Regions from separate parts of the Homo sapiens genome. Here region 2 is linked to region 1. A link is an interaction called in ENCODE POLR2A ChIA-PET data of the cell type or tissue named here. Cell type or tissue: endothelial cell of umbilical vein. All regions are shown on one strand. Each heading gives the region's core, and the rest is flanking DNA. Links, peaks and the distances in the headings are about the cores only. Region 1 overlaps ITGA10 (integrin subunit alpha 10). Region 2 holds the start of MIR6736 (microRNA 6736).

The links. ChIA-PET counts read pairs that join two places held together with the same protein. Peaks named below come from ENCODE experiments on the same cell type or tissue, not always from the same donor. Only the 100,000 strongest peaks of a DNase experiment are listed, where the experiment ranks them.
Region 2: POLR2A ChIA-PET joins it to region 1 with 5 read pairs; 32 of 35 experiments call an interaction of 5 or more read pairs at or near these places.

What each region holds. Positions count from the first base shown.
Region 1 is chr1:145,905,142-145,909,530 of GRCh38, forward strand. It overlaps ITGA10 (integrin subunit alpha 10), which reads right to left. Exons shown (of 30, transcript NM_003637.5): 2 at 2,213-2,324; 3 at 1,900-2,009; 4 at 1,592-1,683; 5 at 1,253-1,367. Among named protein-coding and RNA genes, the nearest start is that of ITGA10, 2.7 kb to the right of the region's middle. In endothelial cell of umbilical vein, for the core only: no CTCF peak of the experiment used is centred there; a DNase peak (open chromatin) is centred at 2,500; H3K27ac peaks cover 1,913 bases.
Region 2 is chr1:145,850,419-145,854,807 of GRCh38, forward strand. It overlaps PIAS3 (protein inhibitor of activated STAT 3), which reads right to left. Exons shown (of 14, transcript NM_006099.3): 6 at 4,328-4,389; 7 at 4,040-4,145; 8 at 3,395-3,468; 9 at 3,086-3,246; 10 at 602-735; 11 at 353-521; 12 at 35-168. It overlaps MIR6736 (microRNA 6736), which reads right to left and starts at 227; the gene lies at 169-227. RefSeq lists an enhancer at 1-462. In endothelial cell of umbilical vein, for the core only: no CTCF peak of the experiment used is centred there; no DNase peak of the experiment used is centred there; H3K27ac peaks cover 183 bases.

The DNA.
Region 1 (4,389 bases), core at 390-4,389:
GTAGGAACATAGCAATGACTGTATGGTGGGGGAACAAAAGCAGAGTGGTTCTGATGGTGAGGAATGAAACATGGTAGCAACTATGAAGACTGAAAATGTTTAAGGAGAAGAGAATATTAGGAAAGGCATGTGGGTAGAGAACATTTTTTTTTTTTTGAGACAGAGTCTCGCTCTATTGCCCAGGCTGGAGTGCAGTGGCGCAATCTCGGCTCACTGCAAGCTCTGCCTCCTGGGTTCACGCCATTCTCCTGCCTCAGCCTCCCGAGTAGCTGGGACTACAGGCGCCCGCCACGACACCCGGCTAATTTTTTGTGTTTTTAGCAGAGACAGGGTTTTACTCTGTTAGCCAGGATGGTCTCGATCTCCTGACCTCGTGATCCACTGGCCTCGGCCTCCCAAAGTGCTGGGATTACAGGCGTGAGCCACCACGCCTGGCCCATTTTGTTTGTTTTTGAGACAGAGTCTCACTCTGTCGCCCAGGCTGGAGTGTAGTGGCATAATCATGGCTCACTGCAGCCTGGACCACCTGGGCTCAAGTGATCCTCCCACCTTGGCCTCCTGAGTAGCTGGGACCACAGGCATGCACCACCATACCCAGCTAATTTTTTTATTTTTTATTTTTGTAGAGATGGGGTCTCTCTATGTTGCCCAGGCTGGTCTCAAACCTCCAGACCTCAAGCAATCCTCCTGCGTTGGCCTCCCAAAATGTTGGGATTACAGGCATGAGTTACTGTGCCAGGCCAGATCATGGACTCCTGATAAGGAGTCTGAATTATTATTATTATTATTTTTGAGATGGAGTCTCGCTTACTCTGTCACCCACGCTAGAGTGCAGAGGCACAATCTTGGCTCACCGCAACCTCCACCTCCTGGGTTGAAGTGAGAGTCTCCTGTCTTAGCCTCCCGAGTAGATGAGATTACAGGCATGCACTAGCGCACCCAGCTAATTTTTGTATTTTTTTTTTTTAGTAGAGATGGAGTTTCACCATGTTGGCCAGGCTGGTCTTGAACTCCTGACCTCAAGTGATCTGCCCACCTTGGCCTCCCAAAGTGCTAGAATTACAGGTGTGGGCCACCACACCTGGCCAGGAGTCTGAATCTGTTAGGAAACATGGAGCTTTTGCAAGCACATTAGGTAGCAATGAGGATAGCCATGCAGGCCCTTTGCCAGGCATCATACCGCTTTGCCCCATCTTTTTCCCACCCAGTATCTCCTTCTGGGAACCAAGTACTCAGCCTTCCTCTGGCTCACGTTGGGCAGTGGGTGCCAGGCTTCCCTGAGGCTGGAATGAAGCATCCACACGGGCACATATCCCAGAACTGAAGACAGAGCTGCCACAAGCACGAGACCAGAGAGGGGCACAGGCCTGGGGATGGGGGAAATAGTTACTCCCAGGCTTGGGAGGGCACCCTCAGAACATGCTCCCAGTTGAAGGAGGCATGAAGACTACTCCCTGACATTACCTACCTTTTGCTTTCTAGGGTTTTTAACTCCTTGACCCCTCCACACAGACCATTTTCCCTTACCACACTTCTCTTTTTTCTTTTATGGACCTTCAGAGACACTGCCACCACCCTCTCCTTAGCTCACCATGAATCCCCCATCACCATCTGTCTCTAACAGAGACATCCCCAGGTGCATATTCACAGCAGGATGAGATGAATTTCCCAGTTGGTAGTCACCTGGTTGGAAGGAGGTGGAAGAGAATGAGATCATGGGGTCATAGATGGGGTGCTTGAATTCATGTGATTTTGGAGGAGAATGAGCAGGGATTGGTATCAGATTGGGGACAGGGAGTATGCGGATTTTAGGGGTGAAAAAGCTGAGGTATAGGGAGTTGAAGCTTCTAGAGTATCAAAGTCAGGGGTTAGGAGGAGAAGGGTCAGGCATCTTCTCACCTAAGTGGCCCTTGGCACATGGGGCATTGTGGGCCCCCCCTACAGGGCAGCGATAAACGTCCCCCCTCCGGTCGCCTGAAGGCCCATCCCAGGGGGCGCCCACCAGCATCCTGGGAAGAGGATGTGAATGTAAGTAAGCACAGGGCAAACATGACCCTTGACATAGGCCAAAGGGAAAGAGCATGGAGGTGGTAAGTTTAGAGCCCCAGCCACTTTCAAAAGACCAGATTAGTTTAGAGTCCCATCTATCTTGCCTCCCCTTTGTTAGCACTACTGCAGTCCCAATCCCCTGGCACTCCGGTTTCTTCCTCACCATCGCTGTCCACCCCCAACATGTTGTAAGACACTGTATCCAAATTCAGCTTCTGGTGGCCCTGGGAATAGGCGTGGGTGATGTTCATCCAGGTTAAAGGGGGAGCAGAGACCTGTGGGGTCAGGATCATAATGTTAGTATGAGGTAGTGAATGGCTAGAGGCACAGCCCGAGAGAAGCTGTGAGGAAGCGTCTTAATCTCAGTCTGCCTGCCTGCTTTTTCACTCATAAGCTTTTCTGGCCTCTCTCAGTGTCATGTACTCAGAGCTCCAGGCAAAGATGATTCCCTTCCTGTGTTTGTGTCCAGATGCCTAAACTGTGGCCCTCTGCCATGCTGATGTACAGCTGTATTTCCATTCCCACCCCTGAAATTTCATTCACAGACATGTCTGAAAAGGTCAAGTTACTTTTTTTTTTTTTTTTTTTTTTTTTTTTTTGAGACGGAGTCTCTCTGTCGCCCAGGCTGGAGTGCAGTGGCGTGATCTCGGCTTACTGCAGGCTCCGCCCCCCTGGGTTCACGCCATTCTCCTGCCTCAGCCTCCCGTGTAGCTGGCACTACAGGCGCCTGCCACCTCGCCCGGCTAATTTTTCTTATTTTTAGTAGAGACGGAGTTTCACCGTGTTAGCCAGGATGGTCTCGATCTCCTGACCTCATGATCCGCCCGCCTCGGCCTCCCAAAGTGCTGGGATTACAGGCGTGAGCCACCGCGCCTGGCTACTCTTTTCCACAACATTCCTTCCACACACTCTCCTCAACAAACTGTGAGGGTCAAAAGAGGGAGAGGGCCTTTCTGTATCCCCAGAACAACCATTGCTTCCAATTCTCCCCAAAATAGGGGGAATGAAAGGAAGCTAAGGAGCACTGCATGTCTGGCTCTCTCCTTCTCTATCTCTTCCTGACTTCCAGTGTCATTGTCACACTCTCACTGTCTTTTTCCAATGTCTAGGTCCCTGGTTGATTCCAGCCTTGGAAATCTCAGTGGTAATTAACTGGGTGGGGCCACTCGCCTGCCCACACACATAGTTTGCCATCCATCCTTTCCAAGGGTCCCATCATCCTGAAGTTTCCCACAACCTGCTTCCTTTTTAACTAATCTACTCTCCCAACTGGTCCCCTACCTACCTCCATGGTTTCCTCAGCCTTCAGCCCATTCTAAAGGTGCCCGACCCTAGCTAATCTTCCCTTTTGACCCCAATGCCTTTAAAATCAGAGCTGGTATTTTAGGAAACAATGATTACAGGGCACTGCCAAGGAAAAATTCCAGGCCTCTTGTCCTTCCCATGGTCCTTTCCCCAACTATGTCTTGCTCTGTACTTCTAAGCAACCCCCTCTCAGGCTACCCCCTCACCATTACCAATGGCTATAGCTTTATCCCAAACCATGCTCATTTTCAGAAAGGTGTTTAGTATGTGAGCAGTTTTGCATCCAGAAAACTGGCAGGGCTGTATGACCAGAAACTGCAGCTCATTGGTTAGATAAACCCAGAGTTCTGACCACATAGTTAGTCAGTTATGCCTCAGGCCCCAGGGACCACCAAGGGTAAGAAGTTAGGGAGGGGATAATAGGAATCAGACTAGCCACGTGGAAGGTCACATCACATTTCTTTTTTGTCTCCTTACCCCTATAGGGCTTAGGATGAAGATTTTATATATTTAGATACAAATCTCAGCCAAGCATGGTGGCTCATGCCTATAATCCCGGCACTTTGGGTGGCTGTCGGGGGCGGATTGCTTGAGTCCAGGAGTTAAAGACCAGCCTGGCCAACATAGCAAAACTCTGTCTCTAAAAAAAAAAAAATTAGCCAGGCGTGGTAGCACACGCCTATAGTCCCAGCTACTCGGGAGGCTAAGGTGGAAGGATCACCTCAGCCTGGGAGGTTGAGGCTAGAGTGAGCCATGATCATGCCACTGCACTCCAGCTTGAATGACAGAGTGAGACCCTGTTTCAAAAAAAAAAATTAGCTGTGCGTGGTGGCGCGTACCTAGTAGTCCCAACTACTGAGCTGTGGTTGCACCACTGCACTCCAGCCTAGACAACAAAGTGAGACCCTATCTTTAAAAAATAATAATAATTATTATATACAATATATAACTATATAATATATAATTATGTTATATATTATATGTATATTATATATAATATATAATTATGTTATATATTATATGTATATTATATAT
Region 2 (4,389 bases), core at 149-4,148, 55 kb before region 1:
CAGTGCAGGGTCCATCTTATGACCCATGTCATACCTTGGATGTCGGCTCCCAGTGGGAAGGCAGGTGGGTACTCATGTAGTGGGAGACTGGACAGGAAATCCCCACCCAACGTGCCCATAGCAGGGCTCCTTAGCACCGAGGATGGCTGGTGGCCAGATGTCAGGACTCTGTGGGTAGAGAGGAGCTGAGGCAGCCAGCAAACCACAGATGCCCTCACCCAGCTCAGGTCCCCAGGTTCCCTCTCTGTCCCCTCCACATTTCTCTTGCCCCAGGCTTTGTCCAATGATCAGAAAGCAATCCTGACTTCTTCCCCTGTCCGTTTTGCTGTAGACTCAGCCTATTTTCTCATACCCTTTGCTTCCAGGTAGGGCCGGGATGGCAGCTGAGGTGACAGAACAGTGCTTCTTGGTAGGGGGCAGATCCTCCTCATCTGATGAGCTTTCTATTGTCAAGTCAATAACTTCGACCTTCTTCTTATTCTCTGATGGATCTCCCCCCTGGACTGGGCTGTACTGGAGGCCTGTGGGTATTAAGAAGACTACGTCTCAGAGAAGAGGCCATCCAAGATTTAGCTTAGCTGGGGAACAGGGGGTCACTCACCATCCAGCCCATACCCTGGCGGGGGGCAAACCTCAGATGCCTCCTTCTTGGGTTTCATTGGGCACCAGGATCCATCTTCCATGAATTGGATCTCATCACAATCTGAACAGGAACTAAGAATCTCCATAAATAAACTGGGGGAAGAGAGAGATGAAAATTCACGGGGCTGGGAGATGAGCAGAACAGTAGCCAGAGTTCTGTAACTCACCTTCCTGTATCTCAGTTTCCTCATCTGTAAAATAAGAACATTATCCATCCTACTGGACCGCTCTGAGTTGTTGGAATCAAATAACACAAGGTATGTAAAAGAGCTTTGCAAAGTAAGTAATAGGTTTTAAAATAAATACAATCTGAGGCTGGGTGCAGTGGCTCACGCCTTTAATCCCAGCACTTTGGGAGGTACAGGCAGGTGAATCACTTGAGGCTGGGAGTTCAAGACCAGCCTGGCCAACATGGTGAAACCTCATCTCTACTAAAAATACAAAAATTAGCCAGGTGTGGTGGCACATGCCTATAATCCCAGCTACTTAGGAGGCTGAGGCACGAGAATCGCTTGAACCCAGGAGGCAGAGGTTGCAGTGAGCCTAGACCACACCACTGTTCTCCACCCTGGGAAACAGAGCAAGGCTCTGCCTCAAAAAAAAAAAAAAAAAAAAAGCCGGCGTGGTGGCTCACGCCTATAATCACACTTTCAGAGACTGAGGTGGGTGGATCACCTGAGGTCAGGAGTTCGAGACCAGCCTGGCCAACATGGTGAAACCCCATCTCTACCAAAAATACAAAATTAGCCGGATGTGGCGGCACATGCCTGTAATCCCAGCTACTCAGGAGGCTGAGGCAGGAGAATTGCTTGAACCCAGGAGGCAGAGGTTGCATGAGCTGAGATCACGAGACTGTGCCATACCACTCCAGCCTGGGTGACAGAGTGAAACACCGTCTCAAAAAAAAAAAAAAAAAAAATCTGAGCACTTACGTGTAGTATAAGGAACAAAAGGAGCAGAGACACAGAAGTCCATAAACCATCTCCAAAAGGCACTGGGTCTTTGGCTTTCTAAACACTTGTGTAAAAATAAATAAATAAAGGCACTAGGGGCCAGGCATGGTAGCTCATGCCTGCAATCCTAGCACTTTGGGAGGCCAAGGTGGGAGGATCACTTGAGGCCAGGAGGTCGAGGCTGCAGTGAGCTATGATTGTGCTACTATACTCCAGTCTGGGCAACAGAACGAGACCCTGTCTCAAAAACAAACAAACAAACAAAAAGTGGGGGAGCACTGGGAACAGGAACCATAATGTAGATTCCAAAAAGAGGTTAAGACTAGCAAGATCAAAAGATTAGAACATCCAGGCCCTGAAAAGAACCTTATTGCAATGCTCAGTGGGAAGTCAGGTAGTTGTTATAGGTGATATATTATGACAGTTCAGTACACTGGCTCTGCCACTTAACAATATAACCTTGAGCAAGGCTCAATCTCTCTCGGCCTCAGTTTCCTCATGTGTAATGATACTACCTATCTCATAGGGTTTTTTTTTTTCTTTTTTTTTTTCTGGGTGAGTGTCACTAGCCAATCATAGGATTATTTCTTTTTTTGAGACAGGGTCTCAATCTGTTGCCCAGGCTGGGGTGCAGTAATGCAATCATAGCTCACTGCAGCCTCAAACTCCTGGGTTCAAGCCATCCTCCTGCCTCAGCCTCCTGAGCAGCTAAGACTACAGTCATGAGCTATTATAACATGCCTGGCTAATTTTTTTAATTTTTTATAGAGAGAGGGTCTACTATGTTGCCCAGGCTGGTCTCAAACTCCTAGCCTCAAATGATCTTCCCATCTCAGCCTTCCAGTGTTGGAATTACAGGTAGGAGCCGAGTCCATAGGGTTATTGTGAGGATTCAATGAGATAACTCATGCAAAGTGCTCAGCAAGATGCCTTGTATATACTAAGTCCTTAATGTTGCCCTCCCCCTCCACACACATGCACATACACACACACACACACAGACTGGTAAAAGGGATAGATAAGGTGAGAATTGCAGTTCATGTGAGGGGAAGTAAGCCATATGAATTAAAAACCCTGAAGGAGGTGGTGGCTAAAAGAAAAAAGAAATATTATAGGCTGGGCATGTTGTCTCATGCCTGTAATCCCAGCACTTTAGGAGGCTGAAGTGGGCAGATCACCTGAGGTCAGGAGTTCAAGACCAGCCTGGCCAACATGGTGAAACCCAGTCTTTACTAAAAATACAAAAATTAGCCAGGCATGGTGGTGGGTGCCTGTAATCCCAGCTACTCAGGAGGCTGAGGCAGGAGTATCGCCTGAACCCGGGAGGTGGAGGTTGCAGTGAGCCAAGATTGTGCCACTGCACTCCAGCCTGGGGAACAGAGTAAGATTCCATCTCAAAAAAAAAAAAAAGAAAAGAAAAAGAAAAAGAAATAACCAAGAAAAGAGGTTCTAGTGGATGTCCTAGGTAAGAGGAAGCAAAATGGCCCTACCCATCAATGATAAGAGATTCATAGGGAGCCTTCTTGTCACACACAGGACATGTCCATGTAGGCTTCTTCTCATTCATCTGTAGATAAAGGGCAGCATCGAAGCTCTGCAGGTGGGCGCAGGTGAGGGCACGACAAGGGACAGTCAGGCGCATCTTCCCTAGCTGAGGAGAAGCAAGTTCTCTTGTCAGAGGCCCTACTCTGATTTCATCCCAGAAAACTTCACGCCAGTATCCCTAGGAACCCTCATCAAAGTCCACAGGCTAAACCCAACTCCCTTCCCACCCTGTTCCCTTCTCCCCTTTTACCCACCGGGCACATGAGTGACACCCGGAGACTTGTAGTGGCCACCTCACTGTCAGGGTCAGCAGTCAATTTCTCCTTGACTGAAACAAAAGTGAGGCCAGAGCCATGGGGTCAGCAAGGCTGGAGGAAGCCCAGGAGTTGGTAAGGCCAGGAACAGATGGCTCTGGCTGAGAGGCTGCTGGGTGGAGCGTCTTTGGGGGCCAGTGGGACGTCACATGGAAGTGGTCTGGGATATGGATGATGAAGGCTGGGTGTGGGGGATTTTCCCATCCCTGAAGATGCTTAAACATAGCGTGACACTCTGGCTATGTTAGAGATGATCTGGAGGAGTTGAAGCATCATGTGAGGGTTAGATTAGAGGACCCCTAAGATTCTTTCCAGTCCGGAGAGCCCATATTCTAGCAGGGCTGGAGTTAGGGACTGTGAGGTGCAAAGCAGATACATGATTGGAAATTCAAGGGTGCCTGGGAGTGGTCCAACTTCAACTATAAAGACTGGAAGACTGGTCAGGGGTAGAGGGGGAGGGTTGGGGTTCATGTGAGAAGGGGAGTAAGTTGTCAAAAAAGAGGTATGGGTTTAATTATGAAGGCTGGAGGGCCAGGAAGACTTGAATCCAGATCAGGTGGGGAAGAGAGGAAAGATGTTACTCACTCAGTGCCCGCGAGTGGTCTGGGTTCCGGATACCCTTTGCTCTGAGTTTTTGTAGAAGGGTTCCTGCAGTCAACTGCCTCACCAGGTACACAGACAAGGAGTAATTCTACTTGGAGGCAGGGGGTAGACAATTAGCCTCTGCTTCTCATACCACCACTGCCCACTTTTGTTCCATGAGGACCAGAGACAGACTCATAAAGAGGAAAATGCTTCCCCAACCCAGGACACTGGATGGTTCCCCTTCACCCTCAGCAGGCTTTTCCAGGCACCTGCTTTAGCTGTGCTCACCCGTCCGAACTCAGATGACCAATTGACCACAATGGTGTTGGGAACAGTGGCTGAGAGTCGAG